2 separate regions of the Homo sapiens genome follow, and region 1 is linked to region 2. Evidence: read pairs that join two places in POLR2A ChIA-PET (ENCODE). Cell type or tissue: K562. All regions are shown on one strand. Each heading gives the region's core, and the rest is flanking DNA. Links, peaks and the distances in the headings are about the cores only.

What was found. ChIA-PET counts read pairs that join two places held together with the same protein. Peaks named below come from ENCODE experiments on the same cell type or tissue, not always from the same donor. Only the 100,000 strongest peaks of a DNase experiment are listed, where the experiment ranks them.
Region 1: POLR2A ChIA-PET joins it to region 2 with 9 read pairs; 2 of 35 experiments call an interaction of 5 or more read pairs at or near these places.

The regions. Positions count from the first base shown.
Region 1 is chr12:75,496,004-75,504,198 of GRCh38, reverse strand. It overlaps GLIPR1 (GLI pathogenesis related 1), which reads right to left. Exons shown (of 6, transcript NM_006851.3): 5 at 5,479-5,505; 6 at 336-5,375. The coding sequence ends at 5,221. It overlaps KRR1 (KRR1 small subunit processome component), which reads left to right. Exons shown (of 10, transcript NM_007043.7): 7 at 125-295; 8 at 2,199-2,276; 9 at 2,383-2,476; 10 at 4,248-8,195. The coding sequence ends at 4,390. Among named protein-coding and RNA genes, the nearest start is that of GLIPR1-AS1, 10 kb to the right of the region's middle. In K562, for the core only: no CTCF peak of the experiment used is centred there; no DNase peak of the experiment used is centred there.
Region 2 is chr12:76,632,868-76,641,062 of GRCh38, reverse strand. It overlaps LOC105369851 (a long non-coding RNA gene), which reads left to right. Exons shown (of 2, transcript XR_945115.3): 2 at 4,414-4,944. Among named protein-coding and RNA genes, the nearest start is that of OSBPL8, 77 kb to the right of the region's middle. RefSeq lists enhancers at 3,697-4,896, 5,685-6,337, 6,338-6,991. In K562, for the core only: no CTCF peak of the experiment used is centred there; a DNase peak (open chromatin) is centred at 4,762.

The DNA of each region.
Region 1 (8,195 bases), core at 1,660-5,659, 1.1 Mb after region 2:
ATTTCACCAAAGAAACTAGGAACTGTTTCTTTTATTATTTATAGAAGCAATATTTATAATGTCTGAGTCTGACAAATGTGTGACTTTGGAAAGTAAAAATTTTTACTTTGTTGCATGACTAAAGAGCTTAATGATTAAGAGAGAGTTGGCAAAAGATTCTGAATTACGATCACAAAGTTGGGAGAGATTTTTGCCACAGTTCAAACACAAAAATGTGAATAAACGCAAGGAACCAAAGAAAAAAACTGTTAAGAAAGAATATACGCCATTCCCACCACCACAACCAGAAAGTCAGGTTAGTACTAAATGTAGAACTTCATATGAAGGAGAATCTATTTTAATGTATTTGGTCAGAAACTTTATTGAAAGTATTTCAGGTGGGATATGTGTATATATATATATTGTGTGTGTGTGTGCAGAGCTATAAGAAACTGAGGGTAAATATAAATAGGCATATTTTGAGCTGAGTGCATGGGGGTGTGCAGTGGGGCGTTCACATTGATTATAAACTGCATCCAGGAGGTTTGTGACCCTGTAGCCACTGTAAATGTTCCATGGATAAAAGTTCGTTTAGTCTGCAATACTCTTTTCTCTGATTTGGCAACATTATTGTGACTGTGTGCTCTATGGTTGTTCTTGTTCTGAAATCTTAAATTGTAAATTGTAACACCCACCGTTTTTCTAAGTTATGATTCCTTTTGTCAGGTGTCTTCTGCTTCATTTCCTTTCCCACCATGACCAGTTTCCATTTTGTTCTTGCACATCATTGTTTTGATTCATGCCCCTTTTTACTTCTGTCCCACCTTCTCAGCAAAGCTCTAAAACTTGGATCAGTCTAAAAACTTGACTTCTTCCTTGCAACGTGGCTACCAAATTAAGTTAGAGAAAGTTTTATCTTTGGATTAATTTCATTCAAAATTCATGTTTCCTCTTAATTCTCTCAGTGCCCTCCCATGTTTAGCATATGACATTGCATTTTATTGAAATATTTGAGACCACCAGATAAGAACCCCTTTCTGTTTCCTCTTCTCTCACGTATGGGTTTTCTTCCACCTGCATCAGCCTCTTCTATGTGTTCTTTGAATTCCATCTTCACCTGTCTCCTGGGGGTTCTTGCTTCATTATTCCCTTCCTTGGCTATATCCTAAAGCCTTCCCTTTCTACTTCTGCTCAGCATGTGAACTCATTGCTTTCTACATCTCTTTTTTCCACAACCATGGTTGGAGTCTTTCAGGGAAGATTTGTGATTGACGGGGAAAATGATGATCATAGTGAAAAAACAATGGAAGTTTTGGATCATGGAGGAAATTGATAGTAGTTAGGGGGAAAGTGGAGTGATGCAGTCATTAAACCATGCTTCCATAACACCTGCCTTATTTCTTATGGCCCTTTCTTGTAGTAATTGACTTATCTTTCTTCTGTAGCTGTGTAAGCTTCTTGAAACAGTGATGTCTCGATTGACTTGTTCTTAACACTTAATTCATTATGTGACTGGGCGAGTTATTTATCCCATCCATACTTAAGTTTCCCCATACCTAAAGTGGGAGTAATGGTAATACCTATCTTAAAGAATTGTTAGTGAGGATTAAATGAGTAATTATAAAGAGCTTAGAACAGTGCCTTAGATATAATAATGCTATGTAAGTGGGAGACAGGTCAGTTATACACATTTTACATGTTGGCTGTATATTGAATGAACAAGCTGTTGCTTTTGCTAATTAGTCACCAATTCCTGATAGTTCTGGCTTTTATTCTGCATGCCACTACCTTTATTCCAGGCTCTCATCTATTCTTCATTCCTCTCCATTAAAATTATTCTTTGGTCTTTACAGTCTTCTCAGAAACCTACAGTCATTTCTAAATCTTATCCCTCCTACTTTGTCTGCCATTGAAGCTTCTTCAAATTTTCCCCAAAACTCTCTCTCCAGTTTCTTCTCACACTTTTCTGAATCAGTGACCTTCCATGCCATATCCCTGAACTACTCTGGGTTGTATTCCATGGAGGTGCTTTCCTACCTCCACACTTTTGTGTATGTATTCCCCTCAGCTTAGACTCTGTTTCCTTTATGTCACTACCATTTTTATTAATAAATCAGTTTGACCCCATTGTTTTTACCCTAAGGATATTGTGACTTGCTTAGGACATGACTTCTCCTCTACATTATTTCTGATGTAATTGTAAATACCGTTTTCAACAGATCGATAAAGAATTGGCTAGTGGTGAATACTTTTTGAAGGCAAATCAGAAGAAGCGGCAGAAAATGGAAGCAATAAAGGTACGGCACTTTATGTCTGGCTCACATGAATAGCAAAGTTCATAGATACTTGAATTATTTAACTATAAATACATTTAACTGATATATTTTTTATTTATTAATGTAGGCTAAACAAGCAGAAGCCATCAGTAAGAGACAAGAGGAAAGAAACAAAGCATTTATTCCACCTAAGGAAAAACCAATTGTGAAACCTAAGGAAGGTAATGCTTTCTATGATGTAAAAGTCTTTATTAATTAGGAAAAGTAAACCCATAATAAATTTGTCTGAATCTTTTTAAGAAACAGTTGTATCTTTTCATCAGTTCTCTTAGCATTTCATTAATTACTAATCCTAAGGACAAGGGATGGCTGAGATAATTTATAATTTAGAGGCAGCTAATGCCTATTTCAGTGCAAACTGGATTGACAGTCCTCTCCTGACCTCTGGTCTGTGCTTGGAAAAGACTCTTTGTTGTGAAAGATACAAACCCAGGGCAGCCAGTGCATCTTCTGTAGAAATGCAAGAAGATCCCTGAGCTCTGCTGTCATGCCTCTCAAAGAGGAATTATCAGAAGTTGTACTTTTTCTTCTCTTTATGTGATCTTGGCTTAGAGTTTGGCTTCTATATCGGTAACATGGATTTCTCATCACCTTAGACTAAAGGATGCTGACAGGTCTTATTCAGGAGCTATTAGTGCGAAAGTGATTGTGGTTTTTAAATGGCAGAAATCACTTTCGCACTAACCTAGTATTTAAAAGACACTAAGAGAAAACATTGTCATGCCATTTCTTCTGATGCATCCTCTTCTGCATTTTTTTCCCCTGTGGTAACACTTATCCTCTTCCTAAAGTAACCCTCCAAAGTGAACAGTGACACACTGAAGGGAGAGGGCTCACCAGCAATATTGTACATAGACTGGGTCAGAAACAGATATAATACATTATTATTTTAATATATTGCTTGTTAATAGCTTTAAAAATACTACATTCTATGGTAGATTATTGGTTATATAAAAGGTAGAAATGTCATAAGTATTATAATTTCCAGTCTGTAAAACCTGTCAGTTGAGTGCTTTGAAGGTACTCAATATACTCAATAGCTAGTTACCCTAATTTAGTTTCTCCACACGGTGGAGGCTTTAACACTCTGTGCTTCTCAGGTTGCTGGGTAGTTTGATGTTTTATCTTATGATTCTTTTATGCTGTGATCCTGTACTTTGAATGGTAAGAAAAAGTTGCATTCTTTTTCACTGCTTCCTTTCTCTATTTTGTTCACACTTTTGGCATTGATTAGATAGTTGGCTTCTATTAGGGGGACTTCCACACACTCTCAAATTATTGTCTTTATTACCAAAATGTTGTTAAATATACCAAAATCTTGTTAAAATACTATTAATTAGTCATTCATTGAATTAATATTCAATGAATTAATCTAACATTAAATGAATTAATTCATTGAATATTCAATTAATATTGAATTAATATTTGGAAAACTTTAAATTTTCGTTTTGATATTAGAGGAAGTAGATTTTGACCTCTAGCTTAGGGTTAGCTGATTAAACTTATTGAGAAGGGATACATGTAATTTTAAATTATTTTAATGTGCAAGATGGAAAATAATGACTCAGAAGTTCCAAAATATGGAAAAGAATGTAGGTAAAATAATTTAGTCTGAAGTAGGATTTAAGGAAATAGTCTTAATATAGTTGAATCCAGTAATTGGTTCAATTATGCCATTTATGCCATTTTTATGTATACTTGTACTAATATATAAAGTATTTTATGATTTGTTTTATCTTAATCTGAAGAAATTTCTAACTGCTTTAGGCAAGTGTTTTTATATTTTATACTGTGATCACCTTTCAATTATTCAATTATAAGAATACTCTGAAGTTAACTGCCTTAAACATATATTCTTTGTTAAACATATATTCTTTGTTTTACTTGGTAAAATCTAAAGTATTACATGTGTTGTGCTTTTAATTTGTCTAGCTTCTACTGAAACTAAAATTGATGTGGCCAGCATCAAGGAAAAGGTTAAGAAAGCAAAGAATAAGAAACTGGGAGCTCTTACAGCTGAAGAAATTGCACTTAAGATGGAGGCAGATGAAAAGAAAAAGAAGAAAAAAAAGTAACATACCCAAAACTCCTTGACTAGAACTATCTCCTTTTGTAAAGGATTTTGAGATATCAGGCATTAGTTGCCTTATTTGTGAGAAATTTTCTGAGGGCTTTTTTTTTTTTTGGTGGTGGTGGTTGTTCATAGAAGAGTGTTCTTTATAAATTATATTATTATTGTATTTTTTGAAAAATTTATACGAGAAAGTGGTATATAAGTCTTTGTATACATTACGACCATTGTGATTATCCATTAAATCCAGTGTCTGATGCTATTGGTTAGTAATGATGTCCCAGCATTTGATGTTCCCTCTCTAATGATAACAAGTAAATATTTAGGTTTATCCCTTTTGAAAGTTTGGTTTTACTTTTAACAGTCCATGAACAGAAAATTAAGGCCTCTAAAATCAGATCCCCTAGTTACTCCTCTGTTCTGAATCTGGGGAAGTAGTAAACCAAAAAGACAGGGAAAACCAGATATTTAGAGTCGAAGCAGCATGCAAAAAATAATAATGTTTTTAACTAATGAAGGCTACTGGAGTTACTAAGAATCACCTAAAAATGTGCTACTGTACCTTGCTCATTTTGCAGATTTAGAAGCTGAAACATGGGTTAGGTTACTTACTAAAAGTCCACCTGTGGCAACCTGCAAATAATGCTTATTTATACTAAAGATGAGTTTATCTGATAGAGTTAGGAAATTTCTTCTTTTGAGTAAGAGTATTGCTATAACATATATTTTTTTCTGAAATGTTTTAAAATAGAAGTACACCTAATTGTTATTGGTTAAAAAAAAAGCCATATGTGAATGAGGTTGGTTTTTGGGTTTTTTCTTTCCTGAATTGTATTAGTCCAAAAGAACTAAATTAGGGTACTTGTGCTGTACCAAAATGGTAATTATAACAGACAGTATTAGAATTACTGAATTAACAATGAGAAAGAGAGAAGTGTATCTGTTACGTGGATATATGGGCCAGCCTGGATATACAACAGAGTAGTAACCTGTGAAACAAACATAGAATATCCTCTTAGACATTGTTCCTCATAATGCACTGACAGAATTCACATAGCTCTTAATGAAACAATTTAAGATTGATGTACGTACGTTTGACTTGGTCTCGCTGTCGGTTAACTGTAAAGTTAGGGGGAAGAAAGAAAAAAAATTAAAAGGGTAGACACAGTTGAGAGTTTTATTTTAAAAAGCTAAGTCTTATAATTATGACCATTAACTTGCTTTGGCTTTATTGCAGTGACTTTCCAAGTTTAATTATTCAAAACTTTTTGAACTGACTGAATTAACTTGGTATTTTTAAGTTGACTTTTTACATAAACTTTATAAACCTTTTATAAAAAGGAAACTATACCATTACTATAAATGGAAAATCATTTTACACATCATACCTAGCAGGTAATAAAATTTAAAAAATAAAAATTAAATATTAGAATGTGAGAAATTTATTAAAATATAGTTCTAAAAATAAGTTTCTTCCTGAGAAGAATGATACTGTTTATGATGAATCCATAGTGAAAAGACAGTGACCTCTCTTTCATCCAGTCTAGTATATCACTAAATCATCATTACGATGTTTGGCTATCAAGTCATTAATTACTGTCCTCCTTTCACTGAGCTTTATTCAAATTTTGACAATCAGAGCACTGGGAAGAAATAAATTCCACAACTGCCTTTAGCCTTCTGGATACTTTCTTTTATAAAATAGAAACCTTTTCCACACCAGTTCTGCAGCAGTCGCTATTAGATGCTCGTGGTAGAACCCATCAATCATCTGGTCCTCTGGGTACTGGTGAGCATCCCTGGTCTTCATACCTGTGAGTGGGCTTTGTGGTGAATTACTGTAAATATGCTACCCTCACTTTTCTTGGCAGTTATGTCGATGAAATCAAGAGTGTGATGTTCTAGTTATTTTTTTTTATATATATTTTTAAATGTTCAATATTCAACTATTGAAACAAATGTACATCTGTGAACTAGCTAAAATCATCTTATGTACCACTAATATGCCCAGCACATTTTGTAAAACAGTCCTGATTTGGCCTCCAAGGGTATTTATTGAACTACCAGCAGTATCTAGGAGACCACGAAGGAATACCACGAAGGAATTTATGCTCCAGTGCTTGCCATAATTTGTCTGAGAAGGAATCTGTTAAATAAAAGCTTTTATCCTCTAACCTTTACCTTCATCAGACCTTATAAAAGGTCAAATGGTGATTCTTAAGTTTTTTAGTCACAAATCTTACTTATTCAGTATTAGTGCGAAGAGTAGAATACTTTCAAGTAAGCCTAAACTTACATGAAAACAAATTACATAAATCTAGCTCTGAGAATAGGAAATTAGTGACAAGATCAATCTGTAAGATGTTGAGCACTTATCTGAAGTAAATGGGTAATGAGTTTCACATCTTATAAATACAAGTTAGCATGTGTTTTCTCAAGAGTCCAAGGGTTTTCATTATTGGACTACAGCTTTAATCTTCTAAATGTTATTCCCCAAGATTAAAGAGCATCTCAAGTTAGATCACCAAAGATCAAAAGCTAAAACCAGAAGTATTTTTGTCATTGTGGTGGTGGTAGTGTTACTAATTGCCTAGATTTTTAAAGGGAAACATTTTTTTCACTGGGTTGTTTCGTTGAAAAAAATAGAAGCAGAAACTTGCCCAAAGTCACAGTGGTCAAACTGGAAATTGCACCAAAACTTGGCATACTGGTTCTGAAATCCATAGTTTTAGCCCTTATGTATACTGGTTAATTTGGAAGGAAGAAATATATACGTTCTGAAGTGAAGAGTGAGTGAAAGGAAGAATTCAGTGAATACATTGATACCTTGATATTATCTGCATTGTGGCTACATGTTACTTTTCTTCACAAGAGTGATATAAGTGAAATAAAGAATGATTGGACTGGGAGAAAAATGGCTCAGAAAACTTTGCAAAAGTACGACTGTATGTAAAGATAAGTATTCAACATTAAATGGGAAGGAGGAGAGCAAGCAGTTTAATATATAGAATTTTATAATTTTAGGCCTGCAAGGGACCTTATAAAACATGAGCAATGGAACACTTTTTTCCAAACTAAATTTCGTGCAGTGGAACTTGGCCGACTCTGTCCTTCCTCTATTCTAAGCACCCTACTCTAGCCCGGCTGCTCTGAGTTCAGTTTGTTACAAATATGGACACGAAAGTACCACAGGCTTTGCACAGCTTAATTGAAGTTTCCCCTTCACACCATGGTAAAAAAACATACTGGGATGGAAGGGTTTGTGTCTAGAACAAGAACAAGAAATAAACTCTTGGTCACTTACTAATATTTCAAAATCACAAAGCAGAATTTTGCTTGGATGTTTAGTAAAACATCCTTGGAAATTTAACTGCTTGCAGCTTCTACACTTCTTCATTAAATGCTGTCTGGCTAATAAAAAGTGCCATGTTGCAGCTTTATTTTATTTTCATTTTTTGGAGATAGACCCTCACTGTGTCACCCAGGCTGGAGTGCAGTGGTACAATCTCTGCTCACTGCAACCTCCACCTCCTGGGCTCAAGTGATTGTCCTGCCTCAGCCTCCTGAGTAGCTGGGGTTACGGGCGTCCACCACCACACCCAGCTAGTTTTTGTATTTTTAGTAGAGGGGGTTTTTGCCATGTTGGCCAGGCTGGGCATGGTGGCATGGTAATCTCAGCTACTTGGGAGGCTGAGGCAGGAGGATCGCCTGAACCCGTGAGATGGAGGTTGCAGTGAGCTGAGATCACACCACTGCACTCTAGCATGGGTGACAGAGCAAGACTCTGTCTCAAAAAAAAAAAACAAAAA
Region 2 (8,195 bases), core at 2,790-6,789:
GTCTGCTTAAACTCTACATAAAGTAAAAAGCTAAAGATTTTTTCAGACAAGCAAGGACTCAAATAATTTACCTTCCATATCTGCTTCTCAGAAAGCTCCTGGGAGTTATTGGGCTCCACTAAAATAAGAGAGTAAACTGAGAAAGAGGAAAATGGATATCCAGCACCAGAGGAGGCCAGGGGACATCCCATGATGGTGGCAAAGGTCAGAATCTGGGTAGCAGGTCGGACAGCAACCAGGCCAGGCTGGAGCAGGAGGCAGGAGCAACAACGCCAAGAAAAAATGGGACTGATAGATGGTCAGATGTATTTGGCCATGTCAGAGGGGTTTTATAGACAAAAGTTGATGCAGGAAGTTTAAGGTAGTATATATGTGGATCAGATATGTACTTATGGTCATAATCATGTAATTATTTAATACTAATTTAATTCAATACTGATTGTATAACTATATTTGAGGCATGCAGATTGGAAAAGCACGCATGTATGTAAGTGGAGAGTGTGGGGAGAGAAACAGACTTAAATCCTCATCTTTCTTTTTTTTTGAGATGAAGTTTTGTTCTTGTTGCCCAGGCTGGAGCTCAGTGGCACGATCTCGGCTCACTGCAACCTCTGCCTCCCGGGTTCAAGCAATTGTCCTGCCTCAGCCTCCTTAGTAGCTGGGATTACAGGCACATGCCACCATGCCCGGCTAATTTTTGTATATTTAGTAGAGATGGGGTTTCACCATGTTGACCAGGCTGGTCTTGAACTTCTGACCTCAGGTGATCCACCCACCTCGGCCTCCCAGAGTGCTGGGATTACAGGTATGAGCCACCATGCCCCACTTAAATCCTCATCTTTCATCATAGGAGATTGTTCAGAATCAATTGAGAGATGGTAATAAGAGTCAGATGGATAAAGATCAAAATATCAGCTTCAAGGTTTGGGTGTGGGAAGGTTTTGGGGGAAGTGATTCTAGGAAGTGGAGTGAGGGTATGGGAAAGAGAGACTGGAAAAGGAGAAAAGCCATTAAGAATGTGTCAGTGAGCTCAGTCCCACTGGAGACCTTCTGAGAAACAGGGTGGAACACGCCTTTGCATTGTCCCACCAGAGGACAGGGAGGCTGGTCGACTTGTTGAAGATGGCGTACGCAAACGCCTCTGCATTTCTCATTCTGCTTATACAACTAAGAGCTCCTGTCGGGCCAAAGAAAGCCCTGCTGTGGTGAAGTAAAGAGATGCTAGAGCTTAAGGTGGGAGGCTGTCAGCAGGGTGGAAGCTGTCACACCACAGCAGGTGAGCTTACAGTTAGAGGTAGGTGGGGGCCTGGGAGGGGAGCATTAATAGCTTCTGTCAAACAAATGCTGGGTTGGAGCACAGAGTGTGATCTTCCTAATATTTCAACTATGAGTTAAGCAGACTTAGCCCCTTCATCACTAACCTATTGCACAGAACAGACACTGCCTCAATATGCTCACCAAATGGGAGAGCCAAATTGAAGGCACCTTGCCTCAGGCAGGTTCATCCAAGAGAAAGAAGAGGCTGAGGCAGGCCTGCTCACTAGCCAAGTAAGTCCCTTCTTCCTGGAGGAGGGAGTGAGAAATGGAGAGAGAGGCCCAAAGAGTTATTTTTGCTAACATTGCCCCAAGTGGAAACATAAGACCAGGGAAATGAAGGGCTCCCATAGAAACCAGCATGTCAAAGCAGATACTGAAATTTTAAAAACAACAATACAAAACAGAAAACAGCAGTATTCACGTGTTATTTCAGATTACCAAGGTATATACCACCAAAATAGCTAAGATATTTCCAAAGTGGTTGCTATGGTCTGAATATTTGTGTCCCTCCAAAATTCATATGTTGAAATCTAATCTCCAATGTGTTGATATTAAGAGGTGGGATCTTTGGGAGGTGGTTAGGTCACGAAGGCAGAGCCCTAGTGAATGTAATTAGTGCCCTTATAAAAGTGGTGTGAGGGAGCTTGTTTCCCTCTTTGCCCTTCCACTAAGTGAGGGCGGAGCTAGAAGGTGCCATCTATGAGGAAATGGACCCTCACCAGATGCTGAGTCTGCCAGCACCCTGAGCTTGGACTCTCCAGCCTCCAGAACTGTGCAATACATTTCTGTTGTTTATAAATTATCCAGTCGAAGGTACTTTGTTAGAGCAGTTTGAATAGACTAAAACAGCAGTTATCTGTGGAAGAATGGGAATTAGAATGGGAGGAAGAGTAAAGAGGACTGCTATTTTTCACTATAAACCTAATCATAGTATTTGACTATTTTAATCTGCATAAATGTATTATTTTCATTAAAATGAATTTATTTATTTATTGAGACAAGGTCTCGCTCTGTTGCCCAGGCTGGAGTGTGGTGGTGCGATCATGGCCCACTGCATCCTCAACCTCTTGGGCTCATTGGATTCCCCCACCTCAGTTTCCAGAGTAGCTGAGACTACAGGCATACATCACCATGCCCTGCTAATTTCTATATATTTTTTGTAGAGATGGAGTTTTGCCATGTTGCCCAGACAGTTCTTGAACTCCTGGGCTCGAGGAATATGCCCACCTCAGCCTTCCAAAGTGTTGAGACTACAGGTGTGAGCCACTGCACCTGGCCTATTTTCATAAAAATTTGAATATTAAATTAGAAACAATTCTATAACAGACCCACCACATTAAGTGGGAAAAAATGTTTTAAAAATCAGCATGGCAAACTAATCCTAATTAACAAAAATTCTACATGAACAGTTGTTACATTTATAATCAAGAAAATAAAATACACACTAAAAATACATTTAAAAAATAGAGCAGAGATGAGTTGTATTCAGTTATTTCTACATATTAAGCAACTATTAGCTATTTGAAATTATGTCAGTAGTTAATTATAGGAAGCAACAGTGAAAATAAATTTGAGAACACGTGTACTTATACCATGCTGATCCAAACATCTCTGCTTGATTGAAATGTCTAGGGCACATTGGGATATAAATAATGCTAGCAAGCCACTACTTTGTGTGGTTAAAACAAGAGGATCAGAATATGATTTCATGAATCACATGGGTTATTGACATACAAACAGATTTTTTTTACAATGCTTAAAGAGGGGGAGAATAATGACAACAAATCTCACAGGAATGCACTCCATAAATGAAGTACATTAGTCACATAGTGAACGAGTTCTGATTTTCTTTAGAATCCAATTATTAGAATTTAGTTACTTAGGGGCTGGGTGCAGTGGCTTATGCCTGTAACCCCAGTATTTTGGGAGGCCAAGGCGGGTGGATCACCTGAGGTCAGGAGTTCGAGACCAGCATGACCAATATGGTGAAACCCCACCTCTACTAAAAATACGAAAAAATCAGCTGGGCTTGGTGGCTTGTGCCTGTAGTCCCAGCTGCTCGGGAGGCTGAAACAGGAAAATTGCTTGAACCCAGGAGGTGGAGGTGGCAGTGAGCCAAGATCATGCCACTGCACTCCAGCCTGGGCAACAGAGCAGGACTGCGTCTCAAAAAAAAAAAAAAAAAAAAAAAAAGGAATATAATTACTTAGGATGGAAGCAGGCCTCTGCGGATGTAAAGGATGTAAAGTCTAATAGAAGTTTGAGGTATACCTTTACAGGGGAGGCTTTCAGAAGAGATGATTTGACCAACATGGCGGAAATCCGTGGTGACACACAAGGCCCCTCACTGCTAGTGAGTGATGCTGGTGTTGGTGGGGAGGTTGGCAGAGAGTAGCTCTGGCACCCATCACCTAAGCTCTCAATCTTTCTGTCAAAATCTTGGGTTCGGCTGGGCGTGGTGGCTCATGCCTGCAATCCCAGCACTTTGGGAGGCCAAGGTGGGCAAGTCGCTTGAGCCCAGGAGTTTGACACCAGCCTGGCAAACATGGTGAAACCTCGTCTCTACAAAAAAATACAAAATTTAGCCAGGCGTGGCAGCATGTGCCTATAGTCCAAGCTACCTGGGAGGCTGAAGGGGGAGGATTACGTAAGCCCAAGAGGTAGAGGCTGCAGTGAGCCATGATCGTGCCACTCTGCTCCAGCCTGGGCAACAGAATGAGACCCTATGTCAAAAAAAATTGTTCTTAATTAAAATTCTTGGGTTTATATGTATTTTGGAGTCCAGTAGTTGAGGCCAATAACTCATATATCTAGTCTGATAAGGTATTGAAACCGTCCCTGTAAACTTTATAAATTAATCATGGAAGAAGTGAGAGGAAGAAACAAAAATATACCAAGCTTGCAGCACATGCAGCATTAATCGCTAGGTCAGCCTGCTCTCTGACCCACTCCCTCATAGTTGTTTTGTGCCTCTTGCCTTAGAATCACATAGACCCTGTTACAAGATTATAGTTCCCCTTAACTGCTCTATAGAGAACAATTTAAACATTATAAAATGTTAAGTTTTCCATTTGAGGTTTTCATTTGCTCTTTCAGGTTTTGTATACCAGTGAAACTACTGACATCACCTGGTCTGAAGGACCCCATGAAGAGATGACTCACCAAAGAATGCAGTTTCCACATCCTGATGATTTCATCCCCATTACCTGACAAAACAATGACCCCAATTTCCCAGCCCCTCACCCTCCATGACCCCCTGAAAAACGTCAGCTAGAAACTTCTCGGAGAGATGGATTTAAGGGTCTCCTCCCATCCCCTTGCTTGGTGCCCTGTGATCATTACACTCTTTCTCTGCTGCAAACCCTGCTATCTCTGTACCTGTCTGTCACTGCACAGCAGGCATATGAATCTGTTGGTCCTATAACATCGCAACGTAACATTCCCATGTGGAGGGGGATTACACTCCATGTTCTTATCACAGCAAAACATATGTCACACGTAGCAATCTATGTAAGTGTTTGGAATCATTTCAGAGCTACATAACAGGCACCATTGTGAAATGCAGGAAACTCTGAATTTCCAGTTTTGAAAAAATTGTATTGGAGCTCTGTCTCTGCTACCCACTAACTGTGATTTTGGTTCCTTAATATCTCTGAACCTTGCTTTTCCTCTGTAAAAAGGTGATAACAACACCAACCTCATGGGATTACTGTCTGGATTAAATGACATAATGTACAAAAGCACTGTAAATATCTCTGAATACATAGGCACATATTTGAAAGTTGTTCCTTAAATGTGAAATTTTAAAACCAGGAAGCTAATTATAGATAAAATATTGAAAGAAAAGTTATAAAGGAACATTTAAAAACTAAAATTTCATTAGAAAGATACATTTTAGCTTAAGGTATATTTGAAGATAAATATTACCATCACTGGGTGCCAGCATACTTATAACAATCTTACATTTTTCACCTTACAGTTTTTTAATTTAATTATAAAAGTAACACATACTTGTCATAGGAAATTAGGAAAATACAGAAACATGAAAAGGAGAAAAATCCCATCTCACAGAGATAAGTCCTTTCAACTTTTTAATATATTTCTTCCAGTTAGCATTCTGGCTTTCAGCTTTTCTCTCCCTCCCTCTCAAAACATTTAGTGTAAATTATGTCATTAAGGCCAGGTGTGGTGGCTTATGCCTGTAATTCCAGCACTTCGGGAGGCCAAGGTAGGAAGATCTTGGGAACAAGTGTTTGAGATCAGCCTGGGCAAGAGAGTGAGACCGTTTCTACAGAAATTTTTTAAAAATATTAGCTGGACATGGTGGCATGTGCTTATAATCCTAGCTGCTTGGGAGGCTGAGATGAGAGGTTGACTTGAGCCCAGGAATTTGAGGCTGCTGTGAGCTATGATCATGCCACTGCACTCAAAGCCTGGGCTGTAGAGTAAGACTCTCTGTCTAAAAAATAATAATAATAAAAAGTATATCACTAATATATCTTTCAAAAGTAATAGTAACTTAACACTTATTATTGTTAGATAGTTTCCAACTTTTGAATACCATTACAATGACCTTGGGTTCCATAAGTGCATACCCGAATTGGTACATTCTGAATAAATCATATTTGCCTACTTACTCATTTGTCTCCCCAGCTAGACAATAAGCTTTGTGAGGAACACTTCCTTTTTTGCCATTGTTATGTAGTGCCTAATATCTTGCTTGGCACACAGTATCTCTACATAAAAATATGTGCTGTGGGCCGGGCGCGGTGGCTCATGCCTGTAATCCCAGCACTTTGGAAGGCCGAGGCGGGTGGATCATCTGAGGTCGGGAGTTCGAGACCAGCCTGACCAACATGGAGAAACCCCGTCTCTACTAAAAATACAAAATTAGCCGGGCATGGTGGCACAAACCTGTACTCCCAGCTACTCGGGGGGCTGAGGCAGGAGAATCGCTTAAACCCGGGAGGCGGAAGTTGCAGTGAGCCGAGATCACGCCACTGCGCTCCAGCCTGGGCAATGACAGCAAAACTCTGTCTTAAAAAAAAAAAAAGTGCAGGTATGAATGAACAAAAGAAAGAGTGAATACTAGTATTTCCCCCACAGAACTCGAGGGTTTTTCCAAGACAGCTTCACAAAATGAGACAACATGTGTAAAAGTTATTTGTGTGTTTTCATCTTTATTATATTTGAATCAGTATTTTTTTTAGTGTTTTTGTCGTTGCCATAAACTGGAGCAATAAGAACGAGATATTTGAGAGGTAGATGTGGGCGTTGTTGGGGGCAAGGTATGGGAGAGACCATTGTGACAGAATGGTAACCTCTTCTCCTAGACACTGGAGAGCAGGCTCTGTTTAGAGCCCTTTGTCTGCCTCTGCAAGGACAAAGCTTTCATCTTAATAGAATCCTCTGCTGGCAGCTCAGTAGCTGTTTCAAAGCAGGAGGGAAAGAGGAAAAAGGATGGTTCTGGGGGAGGGGAAATTATAGGAGGAAAACATTTTTTCCCATTTTCTACTCAAAGTATGAGTTAGAAATACACAAAAGGGGTATATGGAAAGAAATGCAGAGTGCAGCATCGACTACCTCTGTGTATAAAAAAAATGAATATTTGCTGAAATCTAGATATAATGTGTCATTCCAGAGTAGCACACTGAAACCACTTTAGAGGTGAGAAAGTGTTGGAGGCCATGGGTAATTATAGAAGGAGTGCTGTATTAGGGTAATTTCTGGTTTAAAAGGACACAAAGCAACCTTTTGGGGATGAAAATATTTTATATCTTGTTTGGAGCGGTTACATGGATGCATACAGTTGTTGAAATTCTTCGAACTGAATACTTATCTCTTTGCGTTTTACTGAATGTAAATGATATCTCAATTTTTTAAATTGTTAAATAACAGAGTTTTTTTCTGATTGCAAAAATAACATGCATTCATTCTAGAAAATTTAGAAATTACAGATAAGCACAATGAAGGAAATAAAAATTGCCTGGACTTTTACTGCCCAGAGATAATCATCTTCACTTTTAGGTTATTGTTATCTGGATTTTATTTGCCTGCCTGCCCAGTTATCATGTTACCCAAGACAGCAATAGTCATCCTATTATAGACATGTTCACTAACAACCTGGCCACTTATCAAATTTATCCCCACCCAAACATCCTCCAGCTTAACACTGGCTTCCCTCCCCACCCATCCTGTCAATGTGCTTGTCAGTCAGCTCTTTCCTGAATGTTGCATATGAATATCCACAAGTGTAATGGAAATTGACTCTAAGTGGATTGTGAGCTTTGAAAAATAATATGTGTTTGATGAAATAAGTGAACTAATGTTGGAAAACTACTGGATCACATAAAAGCCATTGACAAATGAGGAAGTTAGGCCTGATGAGCATGTACTAAGATAAAATAAACAGAGATGATGATTAGGCACTTCAAAAGAGAATGATTTGATTATCAAAGATAAAGCCCTTTGGAAAACAATAAAACCCTCAAATTATTTTTGTTGTAAAAGTTATGACAGTACTATAAAAGTCAGACATGAAGTGGTAAACAATGTTGTATCACACTATCATACAATTTTGTCCAAAAGAAAAAGCCAAAGTGTCATTTTAAAGTTAATTTCCAAACAAACATTTTAAAAATTATTTTCGATAACTGAACATCTCAAATGTTAATATGCATAAGAATCACCTGGAACTCCTGTTAAAAATGCAGATTCTGGTCCAGTACAGTGGCTCACACCTGTAATCCCAATGCTTTAGGAGGCCAAGGCGGGAGGATTGCTTGAGGTCAGGAGTTCAAGGCTGCAGTGAGCTATGACCCTTGTCTCAAAACAAACAAACAAAAAACAGATTGTTATTCAATTAGGTCAGGAGAAGG